Regions from separate parts of the Mus musculus genome. Here region 1 is linked to region 2. The links are chromatin loops, found by intact Hi-C in ENCODE. Cell type or tissue: gastrocnemius. All regions are shown on one strand. Links, peaks and the distances in the headings refer to the core of each region. The heading gives the core; the rest is flanking DNA.

Region 1 (2,914 bases), core at 212-2,711, 370 kb before region 2:
TGTTGAGACTCTAGCGAGCTACTTTAGTCCTTAGTTTCCTGATTCTTAAAAGTAGAATGGCCAGCTGTGGTAATACACATCTAATCCCAGAACTCTAGATGCGGGGACAGGCAGATCCTGTTATGTGGAGGCTAACCTGATCTACTCCTCAGCAAGTTCCAGGCCAGCCAGGGCTACACAGGGACACTCTGTCTCGAAAATAAATACATACATAAATAACAGGAATAAAATTTCTACCTGGTAAAGTCCTTGAAGATTAAAGGGCATGGGACGGTGGGAGCAGGGGGGGGGGGGTTGCACCTGTGCTCTCTCCTCCCTGCTAATACTCTAGGGGAACCCAGAAATGACGCGCAGATGTGTTCATAGATCCATACATGGGGGAAGGAGAGAGACTCCTGGAGTGAACAAAGGAGAAAGGGAAAGTAGTTCATGATCCAAGGAAGGGCTGGAGCTCAGGAGAAAGCAGTGCCAGGCTTCTACGTTATGCTGAGTGTGCGTGCGTGCATGTGTGTGTGTGTGCACACACGCATGCGTATGCTAGAGTGCTAAACACCTAGGCCCCTGGTAAGCTGCATAGTGATGATGTTCCTAGAATGAAAATTTCGATTGCTTGGAAACTTGTTAGAGATAGTTCGTGAGGACATGTTTTAAAGCATAAGGTTTTATACCTTTGGTGCTGGGAATGAAAACTAGGATCTGGTGCATGCTAGGCAAATACTCTTGTGTTGCGAATACCCCAACCCCACTTTCATCAATATCCCAAGACAACTTAAAAGTGTTTGTTCTTGTCGGCAGCATATGAGCCTTTCAAGTTGAGCTACTTACTAAACAGCTTTGTAACCGTGTGTCTGTCTGCTTTGTCTCATATTTCTCTTGAAAACAGCAAGTTCTGTCTGGTATCTGCTGGATTATTTTTAAGTTGAAAAAAGCAGCCAGCATGTGTTTATTTGCCCCTTGTGAGTTTATATTGCTGTTACTTCCTCATTAGAAACTTCACAGCCGAGTTTAGACAGATAATTTTTCCTTGAGTGTGTATGCGCGTGCATGTGTGTATGTGTGTGTGTGTGCAATCGCTAGGCAACCTTTTCTTTTTGAAAATGGGATTTCTCCCTCATCCTTGAATGATGAACAAAAACCTAGTCAAAAGCAGACATATTTTGGAACTATTCTCCTGAAGTTACTGCCTGTGGCCACTAGATGGCGAGTGAGTCCCTGAAGGAACCTTGGGTTTTCCCAAGTAACAGTGTCTCAGGAAGTGGAACATAAACACATAAGCAGAATGCTAAACTACAGAAGCCAAGTTTGGTCTTCTATTCCTCATGGGTGCCTGGCCTCATTCCTAAAGTGTGGATCTTACTTGAGGCTATCTCCATAGATGCTTTTCTACATATGCCTTTGCAATTGCTGCCAGAGGTCCTTTGTGTTCAGATAACATTTTTTTCCGTGATCCCTCGCAGTTCTCAGTACACAGCACAACTGCCTGGCATCGAGTAAATGGTTATTTGTTGGATGAGAAAATGTGTCTGTGGGCTGAGGAGAAGGCTCTGTAGTTTGCAAAGCGCTTGCTGCACAAGGAGTGAGGACCTGAGTTTCCACAGAACCCACACAGAGCCAGGCACAAAAGCCCCATCTATAAGCCCAGAGTTCTTTCCCATCGTGAAATGGGAGGTGGAGATGGGAGAATCCCCAGGAGCCTGTGGGAGGGCTAGACTGGTGTATACAGCAGCAAATGAGACCCTGCCTCTAGCAAAGGAGGAGGTAAGGACCAACACTAGAGATTGTCCTTCGACCTCCACACGTGCACACCCATACTCACACGACTACCACATACACCCACAAAAGCAGGCTTAAAGAGAAAGAAAAGGGCATGCATTGTTTTACCTGCTGCTCTGCCACTGGCTGTGCCCTGGGGATTCCCATTCATGTAATTAAATACTCGGAAAGTGTGGAGTGAATGAGTCATGTCGGTGCACACTTCTCATCACTTGCAGATGCTGGGAGAAGCCACCTCAGAGAGGGAAACGTATTTTTGGCTCACAGTTTAACGGGTCTCAGTCTATGCTTAGCTAGCCATGCATGCTATTTCTGGGCCCCGGCCAAGCAAACAGTGATGGCCTCATGGTGGGTGAGGTATATCTTTCCAGGGCGAGCCTCCAGGTGCATACTTCCTCTAACTGGACCCCACCACCTACTTCCGACCTGCTCCCACTAATGCTGCATGGTTTGAATGTATCAAGGGATCAGTCCACAGATGAGGTTGGAGCCATCTTGGTTGAGCCCCTTCCCAAAGCACAATAAACAATATCCAAGCCCCCAACACAACAGCCTCTGGGGAAATCTCAAATCCAAACACAATGAGGCAAATAGTTATAGAAAATCTCTGGACTAAAAACTATTGAATAGGAAAAAAAATGGATTTCCAAATCTTCCTAATTATATGAGACTAGTGTTTGGCATGCTAGGGAAAGCGACGGGGAAGAGAAGACACATTGATGTCATGACTTGGGGAGTTATAGTGTGCGAAGGCTTGCTTGTTTTTTAGAGTTTGGGGGACTGATCCTAAAGCCTTGTATATGCCAAGCAAGTGGTTTCCCACTGAGGTATCTTCCTGGCCCTTTTTAACTTTATTTTGAGACAGAATCTAAGTTGCTCAAGTTGGCCTTGAAGTTGCTCTGTAGCCCAGACCAGCCTTGAGCCTGTATCTTCCTGCCTCAGTTTCTAAGATGCCTTTAACAGATCTGTACCTGCGGACCTGGCTGGTTTTGCTGTGAACTATCTCCTTTGTGTGAGGCACTGTGTTCCATGCTAGGAGTGCAGAGGCAGCAAATAAGAAATATTGGCTAGCCAGGCAAAGCAGTGACCATCTTTAACCCCAGCACATGAAGCACAGCAGGAGGATTTTGGGCTATTTAGT
Region 2 (2,914 bases), core at 96-2,595:
CTCAAAAAAAAAAAAAAAAAAAAAAAAAGACAGTACCCAGGGATACCCATTGTCAACCTCTGGCCTCCAAGGGTGTGCACATACATATGTGTGCACACATCCAAATGAATACTGCCATATAACATATACTCACAAATTAGTAAATATAAATACAATTTTATAAATATGTTTAAATGACCACAAATGGGCAACGTTGTTCATCTTACAATAAGTGGATTTTGTTTGGCAATGTCTCTTCCTCCGACGCCGATTCCTAGTTAGGGCGAAGTTATTTGTGGTTTCATTAACGTCAGAGTTAAGAACATATTAAATGAAGATCCCTGTGCATCACACTGGCCTTTTTCCTAAAGGATGAACAGGTCTGCCTGATACCCATTCAGACAGCCTGCGTAGACATGCTGGGAGATGGTAGACTCGGGATTGAAAAAGGAAAATGATGGAGCGATGGAGAGATGGAGGGATGGAGAGATGGAGGGATGGAGGGATAAAGAGATGGAGGGGAGGAGGGGTGGAGGTGAACTCACTCATTCTTATAGTACAGGTAGTGTTGCTCTCATTTCAGGCCCTCTGACACCTGTTCCCTAACTTCAAATTGCTTCATTACTTTTTCTTGACTGGAAGGTTTTGCTTTGTTGGTAGGGAAGGGGTGGTTAAACAGCCAGTCTCGGCCAATGGTGTCACGTGATCATCTGAATGGGATTTTTTTTTCCCCTTGAAACTGGGTCTCCTTATTCCAGTTCCCAAGTCACAAGGTCGAGTGAGGGAAGAACTCCAGAGAGAACAAAAGAAAAATTAGAAGAGGTAACTCAGACACCTGATAGGCTGGACTGGTTACAGGGAAATAAGATGTAATCAGTGCAGGGAGGAGAGCCAGAGGTGACACTTGCTTGTTTTTAAGTGGCTGGAGTGACAGCAGTGTCATTACACTGAGGGAAATGATCTGATAGAGGGAGCCTTGGGGACAGAGAGGCAGGGCTTGCTGGTTTGGGGTTTTGAGTTTTCATGGTGGATGGAGACTAAGATTCCTGGTGTTCTGGGGCGGGACTGAAGTGGGAGAACACATATGGAGCCTAGACATGGAAAGACTGAGTCTCAGTGTCTGTTTGTTTGGACAGGGTCCTGCTAGCTCCACCTTGAGAACACTGGGAGTATGGGCTTACAGCAGAAGAGGAAAGTGGTGAGGTCACCAGCCGAGGAGTGGATGGGGAGAAGAGAGAACGGAAACTCATTGAGAAATACATTGTGTCAGCTGGGAAACCGGACAGGTACGGCGTGGTTAAAGTGAGCTCACTGTGTGTGCGTGCATGCGTGTGTGCATGTGTGACATGTCTGTGTTCCTGCGTCTCTCTCTGTGTGTCTCTCTGCGTGTATGTGCTTATATGTGTGTGTTTGCCAGCTACAACCAGCTGCAAAAGGTATAAGAATAGTAAAATGGAGAGCTGGATTCAAATGGCTAACAAAGTTCTATTGTTCCTGAAAATCTAAGTGAAGAGGGAAGAGGGAATGAATAGAGGAGGATTTCAAGGGCTCAGGACAGTTTAAAAAAAAAAAAAAAATCTAAAAAGCTCCTCCCTCTGGTCTTTGCATGACTGGCTCCCTCTTGTGGTTTAGTCATTCATTGCCGTCACCCTCCTTTTGTTTTGTCTTGTTTTGAGACAGTTTCTTTATGTAGTCCTAGAGTGTTTGTGTCCGTATGTGTGTCTGTGTGTGTGTATGTCCGTTCCCTCTCTGTGTGTGTGTGTTGTCATTCTTTTAAATCTACAGAGAATTTAATTTCTTAGTACTTTGTTTTACCTATCTAATCCATCTATCCATCATCTTTCTATCTATCTATCTATCTATCTATCTATCTATCTATCTATCTATCTATGTGTTCACCTACCCACCTATCTACCTGTTTCTCTATCCATCAATCCAGCCACTGATTCAACTATTCATTCCTCTGTTGATCCATCCACCCAACCATTTATCCATCCATCTGTAGCTGGCTTCATACTTCAAGAATAGATGCTCCAGGGCTGGAGAGATAGCTCAGCATTTTAAAGCACTCACTGATCCAGAGGACCCAGGTTTGATTCCCAGCATCCACATGGTAGCTCACAACTGTCTGTAATTCCAGTTCCAGAGGTTCTGGCACCCTCCCACAGGCATACATGCAGGCAAACCATAAATGCACATACAAATAAATAAATCTTAAAAAAAAATAGAAGCTCCAAAATGCAAGGTCCTGGTCAGTAGTGTTCATTGTTTTGTAGCTGCCACACTTACCATAGTAAAGACCACAGACTATTTGCTAAGAGAGTGATGAGTGTCCTGGGAATGTAGCTCAGTGGATGGAGTGACTGCCTCCATGATAAGGCTCTGAGTCCCATCTCCAGTACTTCATAAACTGAGTGTGGGGGTACAAGCCTGTAATGCCAGCACTCAGGAGACCGGGGCAGGGAGGTAAGAATTTCAAGGTCATCCTTGGATAATATATAGTGAGTTTGAGGACTGCCTAGAGTATATGAGATGAAGAGAAATAAGGGGAAGAGGAAGGGAGTGAAAGAGATGGGGAAGGTGGAGGGTGGGGAAGAAGAGGAAGAGGAGGAGGAGAGAAAGAGGGTGAAGAATGCTTAGGTCATACATTTGAGGACTTTAGCACTTTATAGGTGGCTTTCTTTTTTCTTTTCTTTTTCTTTTTCTTTTTTTTTGATATTTTCTTTAATTACATTTCAAATGTTTTCCCCTTTCCAGTTCTCCCCTTCAGAAACCCTCTATCTCATCCCCCTTCCCCCCTGCCTCTATGAGGTGCTCCCCCACCCACCCACTCCCATCCTCCCACACTGGCCTTCCTCTACACTGGGGCATTGAACACCCTCAGGCCCTCAGGCCTCTCTTCCCACTGATGTCCAACAAGGCCATCCTCTGTCAC

Evidence for each region. A loop is a pair of places that touch in the nucleus more often than their neighbours do. Peaks named below come from ENCODE experiments on the same cell type or tissue, not always from the same donor. Only the 100,000 strongest peaks of a DNase experiment are listed, where the experiment ranks them.
Region 1: a loop joins it to region 2, with 12 times the contacts of the local background. A loop is called at or near these places in 3 of 42 quality-filtered maps.

The regions. Positions count from the first base shown.
Region 1 is chr4:100,997,104-101,000,017 of GRCm38, forward strand. All of the region lies in intron 26 of Cachd1 (cache domain containing 1), which reads left to right. Among named protein-coding and RNA genes, the nearest start is that of Raver2, 70 kb to the right of the region's middle. In gastrocnemius, for the core only: a CTCF peak has its summit at 1,195 (motif pointing right); DNase peaks (open chromatin) are centred at 1,207 and 2,114.
Region 2 is chr4:101,365,875-101,368,788 of GRCm38, forward strand. It overlaps 0610043K17Rik (RIKEN cDNA 0610043K17 gene), which reads left to right. Exons shown (of 4, transcript NR_040640.1): 2 at 1,116-1,265. Among named protein-coding and RNA genes, the nearest start is that of E130102H24Rik, 11 kb to the left of the region's middle. In gastrocnemius, for the core only: a CTCF peak has its summit at 1,603 (motif pointing left); a DNase peak (open chromatin) is centred at 1,607; H3K4me3 peaks cover 171 bases; H3K27ac peaks cover 710 bases.